Linked DNA regions of Homo sapiens: region 1 is linked to region 2. A link is a contact called in ENCODE Hi-C data. All regions are on one chromosome and are shown on one strand. The core of a region is the stretch at or near the end of the contact, and the rest is flanking DNA. Distances in the headings are between cores, read along the strand shown.

Region 1 (4,253 bases), core at 961-3,460, 2.7 Mb after region 2:
ACCTAAAGTCAGGAGTTGGAGACCAGCCTGACCAACATGGTGAAACCCCGTCTCTACTAAAAATACAAAAATCAGCCCGGCATGGTGGCACATGCCTGTAATCCCAGCTACTCGGGAGGCCGAGACAGGAGAATCGCTTGAACCCAGGAGGCGAAGGTTGCAGTGAGCCAAGATCGCACCATTGCCACTGCAGCCTGGGCAACAAGAGCGAAACTCCGTTTCAAAAAAAAAAAAAAAAAAAAAAAAAACTCCCATCACTGTTGTGATCACAAAGATCACTAAAATGTGACTAGATTTCAAAGAAATGCAGGTCTGAAATTGTGGAATAATCCACAGTCGAGCCAGTATTTATTAAGCACTGGTCTGACTTGAATTGTTAGAGAATAAAAATACACTCAGCACAAGTAAGAAACCCAGAAAGCCCAAACAGGGCCACTTTTGTTATAAATTTGTACAAGTAACTTTATTGCAGTCAGTATTTAGGAGTCAAATACTGCTTGAAATAGAGTAGGATGCTAGCTGTGTAATAGAAATGCATTATTATACAGAAGTTTTGTTGTAATGAAATTTAAATTCTACAGTAGATTTTTTTTTTTGTCTCCTGGTTGTCACTGCATTTGTGACATTCCAGTTTCTCCCTCAGCACCTCATATACCTCCTATGCTTTCACTCCAATCTGCGAATACAAATTTGGATACAGATATTTTCCATACAACTTCTAATGAGGAGATAGTGATTCTGTAACAGAATGAAGTGAAAATAGGGCTCCTATAACAGGAGGTTCTGCTCTGCGAGCCTGTTTTTCTCTAATTCATATACTTTTTTCTGTGACTCTTAGAAATGAGAAGCTTTCCATTCTAAAAATGCAACATGATAACCAAAAGGCATTTCTTATCCCTTCTATTATTTGCCTTTGCATCCTCTTGGCTCCCCATCACCATCACCATGAACAGTTTTTGAGAATTACACTTGACTGGATTTTTTTCCTGATACTTTGCCAGCTGTGGAGCTTTTCGAATATTCCAACCAATAAACGACCATTTTGTCAAAAAGCCAAGAAAGAACTTCCCTTCTGAACACACCAACCAAACCACACATAAAGGCCAAAATATACACAGCTGTACACTTAAGAACGTGAGACAATAAAAAGCAAAACCACTTAGGCAAAACAGTCACTGAAGGCTTTGAACCACAGATTCAATAAATTGCCTACTCTCATTTGCCACATGGACTATATACTCCTTGGCAATTATTTAATTATTCATTATTCTGATCCTTTAGGAGCAGAAAAATATAGTAAATGCACATAGAAAGTGCCTAAGTATGCTAAGCATAGGATTTCTTCTAAGCTCTGCTTTGCACACAAAATATTTTGATCACATTTGGGAAGACAACGGAAAAAAATTCACATCCTAGGGGATACTTTGCACACATAAAACCAGATATATTTATCACTTTTGAAAATAAAATCTGATATGGCACATATACACACATATTGTACATATACACAAATAACCCCAAGTTATAACTTTACAAATTTGTTTCAAGAAACACACACACACACACACAAATGTTCTAATGAAAATGTGTGTGAAAGACACACTGTAATTAAGGTCTTTCCCCCTTCCCTAGGGAAATGAATGTCTCCATTATAATATCCCAATATTAACTTATTGGCCTTGGACAAGTGCCACATCCCAGCCACTTGGTTTTGGTTCTGGGGGGGTGGGTGTGTAAAAAGCACGCAAACGGCTTTATGAGGGAGCCTCAAATCTCTCTGCTTCCTTCGATGTTGCCTGTGGCAGAAATTTACATTATCCCTTCAGCCCGCTTAAAAAATTCTGTACTTCCCAAGCGGCTAAATTTTTAAAGTCCCTCAACCACAAAAATCTACCAGTTCTTAAAATGTGATTTAAAAAAAAGAAAAAAAAACTATAAATTTGGCCGGAAACGGTTGTACACGGCCATCCTGCTTCTCAACTTCTTGGTATATTTAAAACCTTGACCAGGAAAAAGAAAGAGGAAGAGAGACAGAAAAAGAAATGGGGGAAAGAGCAAATTCCCCTTAGCAACAGTTTCCTCACCCCAACACTGCTACAGATCTCTATTTTTAAAAAATTTGAAAACACACACAAGATTAAGGAGGAAAAAAAATGGAAAAAGGATACCCGAAGGTCGTATGGCTCTTTGTATTCGTGTGTGTGCAAAAAGGAGGACTCGCGGAGCCCGAGCCGGCAAGCCCCGCCCCTCCCCGGACGCCCTCCCGGATTGGCCGTCCGCGGCCGCGGGGCGCCCCGCCCGCAAGCACACGCGCCGCGCCCGAGGCGCCAACCCCGGAGTTGGGGGCGGGGGGGGCCCTGAGGGCCGCCGGACCCCCGACCCCCAACCTCGCCTGGACCTTGGCAGACCCCTTTCCCACCTCTCTCCCTTTCACTTTCTCACCGTCCTGTCACCCTTTCCCATCTTTTTTTCTCAGTGAAACAAGGCCCAGTCACCAGCATAACAATCCAGTGAGCGACCTCCGGACACTTTGTTAAATTGAGTGAACTAGTCAGTAACATTCTAGACTGCAATTAAACATCAGGGACTTGGTGCGTGGGCCCTACTCCGGTTTCCAGGTGAAATGTCTCTGGGTCACGTGTGTTGCTTAACACCCCCACGTTTAAATGAACATTCACGTATGGAACATCTTTCTGAAGTCTTACACTTCAGCCCGAGCTCCCAGTTTATCTACCTGGCTCAGACCACATTCTCAAAACTAAAGTGGCTCCTCTTTATTTCCAGGAAGACAGCTGGTATACCTGGATTTTAAGCCACCCATAATCTGGTCCCACCCACCTATTTGTTATTTATTTATTTATTTAGACAGAGTCTCGCTCTGTCACCCAGGCTGGAGTGCAGTGGTATGATCTTCGCTCACTGTAAACTCCGCCCCTCCGCCCCCACCCCCACCCCCACCCCCACCCCGCCCAAGCGATTCTCCTGCCTCAGCCTCCCAAGAAGCTGGGACTACAGGCGTGCGCCACTGCACCCAGCTAATTTTTTTTGTTTTTGGTAGAGACAGGGTTTCGCCATGTTGGCCAGGCTGGTCCTGAACTCCTGACTTGAGGTGATGTGCCCACCCTGCCTTTTTTTTTTTTTTTTCAGTGATGTGATCTCGGCTCACTGCAACCCCCACCTCCGAGGCTCAAGCGATTCTCCTGCCTCAGCCTCCCGAGTAGCTGGGATTACGGATATATGCCACCACGCCCGGCTATTTTTTTTTTTTAAGTAGTGACGGGGTTTCACCATGTTGGCCAGGCTGGTTTTGAGCTCTTGACCTCAAGTTATCCTCCCGCCTTGGCCTCCCAAAGTGCTGGGATTACAGGCGTGAGCCACCGCGCCTGGGCACATATTTGTTCTTAGTTCCCTCTACGCTCGTCTTATCAATCTTGTATTATTCCTTTACTCAAGTGGCTTTTTTTTTTTTTTTTGGCCTGAATTATGCGTCTCCCCTTCCCTGACTGGTCAATTTTTATCCATTCTCTTTCAGCACAGACTGCTTACTTCCTTCTCTCCGCTCCCATCAACATGAATTTCATGTGTACTCCAGTTAGCGGCACGTAACTCTACCTTGATTCACATATTTTAGTAATTTCACTCCAGTAAACTGTTTGAGGTCAGTGATCATATCTTAAAATTGTTTTTCCATCCAGGAACTGTTTGATTCTTACTGCAGTAGCTGGCATAATTGTAGATATTTAGTAAACACTGACCAAAAAAATCATTTATTTATTTATATTTATTTTTGAGCTGGAGTCTCGCTCTGTCGCCCAGGCTGGAGTGCAGTGGCCCGATCTCGGCTCACTGCAAGCTCCACCTCCCAGGTTCACGCCATTCTCCTGCCCCAGCCTCCCGAGTAGCTGGGACTACAGGCGCCCGCCACCAAGTCTGGCTAATTTTTTGTATTTTTAGTAGAGACGGGGTTTCACCGTGTTAGTCAGGATGGTCTGGATCTCTTGACCTCGTGATCCACCAGCCTCAGCCTCCCAAAGTGCTGGGATTACAGGCGTGAGCCACCATGCCGGGCCAAAAATCATTTATGATCAAATAAGTGAATTTCTTTTCTAGCTAAAACACAGATTCTGAAACTCACATCTCACAAGAATTTCCCTTCTATAGTAAGTAGCAATTTGTGAACACTTATTGTGCAGGAAGTAACTGTTCTGAACACTTTATGTGCATCAATTTAGGTATTATTATTATTATTTTTT
Region 2 (4,411 bases), core at 1,040-3,539:
TTCCATTGGAAAGAATGTAATGTTTTCCCAACTCACAAAACTTCCACCTAAAAAACCGGAACTAAGCCTCTTAAGACTAAAACAGCTTTGGAGAAATTCCCAAAGGCTTCCTTTTTTATTTTGCATGTTTACATCCTAAAATACATTTCAGCTTTTCCTAACTTAATACTAAAATATGCCCTCAACACCATGAGTTCAGGGGCATATCCAGCACACATTTTCTAAGTAAACACTGAAAGCATGCCCTTTCTGCCCCTGTGAATACAAAGATGACTTGGTTGTTCTGGGCCACTGCTGTCACTCCTTCCCAGCATTAAACACATGCTCATAACAAGATAAACCATCCCCACTCAAACCAAAGTGGGCAAAGATATATTCACATAAAAGCCATCAAGATGATTTTCCTTTCGGTAGAAAATCCTTTATTGCTCAATCAAGTTTAGAGTATTGATTGGTTTCTAATCACCACCGTGTACAAAATAAATATAAATAGGAAGCACTGCAAAATATCTAGAGTCCTTTTAAACAAGAATATACCAAAACCCAATTGAAATGCCTTTATGCCAACTGACTGATTTACAAGGTTATTCATTTGAGGGGGAAATATCAAGATCATAAACTATCTGAATACCTACTGATAAAAGCTAAATAAATTATAGTAGGTACATAAATTAGAATACTGAGTTACCATTATACCCTGAAAACCTACTGAAAAAATATATTTTTTAAAAAAAATAATTTTTAAAGAATACTATGTTACCATTATGAAGAATGTGAACACTCTACTCATGGAACTTAAGTGGAAAAAGTAAGACACATAGTAGAGTAGGTATAGTAAAAGGGAAGGATACCTACACATATTTGCTTATATGCATAAAATATCTTAGTAACACTGTTATGAGGGAGAGGAATTGGATGGCTTAGGGAAGGGGATAAGAAACTTTGATATCTTTTGAATTTTGAACCATGTGAATGTATTACCTATTCAAAAATATATATATATATGATGTGTATACATATATATATATATATATATATTTTTTTTTTTTTTTTTTTTTTTTTGAGACAGAGTTTCGCTCTTGTTGCCCAGGCTGGAGTGCAATGGCGCGATCTCGGCTCACCGCAACCTCCACCTCCCGGGTTCAAGCGATTCTCCTGCCTCAGCCTCCCGAGTAGCTGGGATTACAGGCATGCGCCGCCATGCCCCAAAAAATAAATTTTAACAATGCTTGAGAATTATAAAAATTATGGGAGGCCTACAAATACCTATTACTACATTCGATTAACTGGTTTATTATTTGTCTTTCTCACACTTTCTGCCTATAAGAATATCCAACACAAACATCACATTAAAATTAACATGTACCAAAAGAAAGGAATTCAGTGAAATGACATTGAAGGTCACTAAGCAAACTTTTTATGAGAAAACAGATATCCAAAATACTTGCTGTAAATAAATAAGTACTGCTTACTTCTAAAGGTACCTAACATTTATTACACACCAACTAGAGCCTAGTTTTTATATATTTTATCTGATCTTGGAAAGCTAAGCCTCGGAATGGCTCACTGCTTCTCCCAAGGTCACCAGAGCTGTAAACTGTGGCGCTGGAATTTAAATCTAGAGGCTTGCCCTGAACTAAGGTCCCTAATCTTTTTCCATAGCTTTTAAGGACACAATCACCACAGTGGCAACATTAAAAATTAGGAGCTCCTTTTAAGGCTTATCTGTCTTCAGAGTTTGCTGCCCAGGTTCACCAAGAAAGCCGAAATGATCTGAGCGAAGGCCAGGAGAAAGACAAGGTACGCTGCAGCTTCCACAAACCCAGTAAGGACCTGGGCCCTCTAGACACTCACCGGAGAATTAAACTCTACTGAGCTGAACGCCTTCTCCCGAAATCTGACCTCACCCAGGGAGATATAAATCAAAACAGCATTAGGATGATAATATCTTTCCCGCCAAGCAAAATGAAGCCGGCGTTTTCCAAGAACACACGCACTGTGCACATGAAGCACAGTCTATTGTTCCTGGGTCACCAGGACTCGGAGACGGAAGGCAAACCCAGTACTGCAGAGGCCCACGTGGAAACAAGCCAGGAAGAGCATTTCACTGCCTTCTCCCAACCTCCACACAGCCGAAATTAATCTCCTTGCGACTCACACACACTCCTATGCCGACTTGAAATAAAGGCCTGCCACCTGGGTATATAACTCAAATGGAAGAGAAATTCAAAACAATTAGAGAGCAAAATTAAGCGCACACTCACCAGCCCACCAAAACGGAGAGGGAAAGAAAGTGGAGAGACAGGAAGTCGCCTTGGGAAGTGTCTTCAGAACCTGATTGGCTAATGAGTTCAAGAGGATTCCCTCCTCCTTTACCTTAAAAGGTGCTGAAATGACGTAACCCACTCCACCCCTCTTTATGGACCAGTGATGCTTCTTGCACTATTTTTGGAGTGAACTTCTTAAACCGAGTTTCCTTTTGAGTTAATGTACTTAGGCAAAAACAGGCTAATTTAAGCTATTTATACACGTTGTTGTTTGCGTGGGCCTACTGCATTCTATTCTAAAGAATTTTCATCCCTTAAGGGTAATTTCTTATCCTTTGTGACCTCAACATGCTTAACTTATGCTAGGCAACAGATTCCATTATAAACAGTCTAGATCGATTCAAGTTAAAATTTACCTTCATTTTTTCCCCCCAGATCCAAAGCTGGCCTGATAAAATTTACCTTCAGGTAATCTTTGAACTAACAGGCTTAGTAGATAAAAGGTAGGTGGGTTAAGTGTTTTAGGCTTCAAATAAAATTTAGCTGATTTTGAATCTGAACCTTGCCACTTATTTGCACACATCTAAGCCTCAGTTCCAACTATAAAAAGAGGGAAAAAAGATGAAATCTTCCTACTCTGATGGTTATGAGGATTAAGTAAAATAATTTATATAATGTACTCAGTACAATGCCCGGTACACAGTACTCAACAATGTTAGCTGTTATTATTGTTATTACATATTTCTTGTTAGATTTATATTCCCAAGTAGACTATAAACAACTGGAGATCAAAGTGTACGTTTTACACATCTCCAGACAAAAACAATGACTTTCAATGCTGAGGACATAATTGATTAATCAATTATTTTGACTCCTCACATCGCCCTCCAGTTAAAGTATAGGTTCTTACTCTGTTAAATTTTTTTTTTTTTTGAAACAGGGTCTCACTTCGTGTCCCAGGCTGGAGTGCAGTGGTGAAATCTCGACTCACTGTAGCCTTGACCTCCCAGGTTCAAGCGATCTCCTGCCTCAGTAAGTAGCTGGGACTACAGGCGTGCACCATCACACCCAGCTAATTTTTGTATTTTTTTGTAGAGATGGGGTTTCGCCATGTTGCCCAAGCTGAAAGATTTCTTTTTAAGCCATAATTAGAGGACTCCCCGGCACAATATTCATCATTATTCTTAATAAATACTATTATAGTAATAGGGAATATATATACAAGTATGTGTTATATGTACAAATATACATGTAATGTGCAAATGTTTGAAGTATAAAGATTCAAGTTATATGGAGAAATGATACAACTCTAACTCATAGTAGTTCTCATTTTTTAATCATTTCATCCTATCCACCCTGCTTCCACCTTACTAGAAATTACCTATTCCAATCCACTTTAGAGTTTACCTGCCCCAAATTTCCCAACATTTAGCATCAAATGCTAATTTGTTATTTCATAATTGATTTATTGTAACTTCTAGAGTCAAAACATTTCTTGAATGTTTACTATAAATATTCAAGAAATGTAATATTCATTACCTTGTTTAATCTTCACATTAACCCAAGAATGTAAGCACTTTCATTATAACTATTTCACCAAAAAAAAAAAAAAAAAAAAGGAAACAGAGTTATAGAGATTAAGGAATTTGTCTATTTAGCAAGTGGTAAAGTCAGGATTCAGATCCCAGTTGCTATGGTTTGACTGTCCCCTTCAAAATTCATGTTGTCACTCTAGTTTCTCTTCATATCGCATAAATCTTTCACCTTTTACAAAATTCATGTTGAAACTTAATCCCTAAAGTGGCTGAAACTTAATCCTCATTAGAAGTGGGGCCTTCAAGAGGTGACTGGATCATGAGGGTTCTGCCCTCATAAATAAATTAATCTATTCATGGATTAATAGGTTATCATGGGAGGGGAACTAGTGGCTTTAAAGAAAAGGCAAAGAGACTTAAGGATAGCATGTTAGCAGTCTCAGCATCCTGGCCATGTGATTTCCTGCCACGCCTTGGAACATCACAGCGAGTCCCCTCCAGCAAGAAGGAGTTCAGATGCAACCCAGAGGCAGTCCTTAACCTTGGACTTCACAGCATCCATAACTGCAAAAAATAAATTTCTTTTTTAAAATAAATTACCCCACAGCC

What was found. A loop is a pair of places that touch in the nucleus more often than their neighbours do. Pooled maps may share reads with other maps.
Region 1: a pooled map shows a loop between it and region 2 (4-fold over the local background). The contact joins the promoter of C14orf93 here to the promoter of CCNB1IP1 in region 2. A Hi-C loop is called at or near these places in 1 of 168 maps with a recorded cell type or tissue (HepG2), 1 of 37 single-sample maps with no recorded cell type and 2 of 50 pooled maps.

Annotation. Positions count from the first base shown.
Region 1 is chr14:23,007,933-23,012,185 of GRCh38, forward strand. C14orf93 (chromosome 14 open reading frame 93) reads right to left here and starts at 2,211. Exons shown (of 7, transcript NM_021944.4): 1 at 2,169-2,211. LOC124903286 (a long non-coding RNA gene) reads left to right here. Exons shown (of 2, transcript XR_007064075.1): 2 at 1-1,052. RefSeq lists an enhancer at 12-572 and a silencer at 2,200-2,549.
Region 2 is chr14:20,330,990-20,335,400 of GRCh38, forward strand. CCNB1IP1 (cyclin B1 interacting protein 1) reads right to left here and starts at 2,290. Exons shown (of 7, transcript NM_021178.5): 1 at 2,265-2,290. RefSeq lists an enhancer at 2,060-2,369.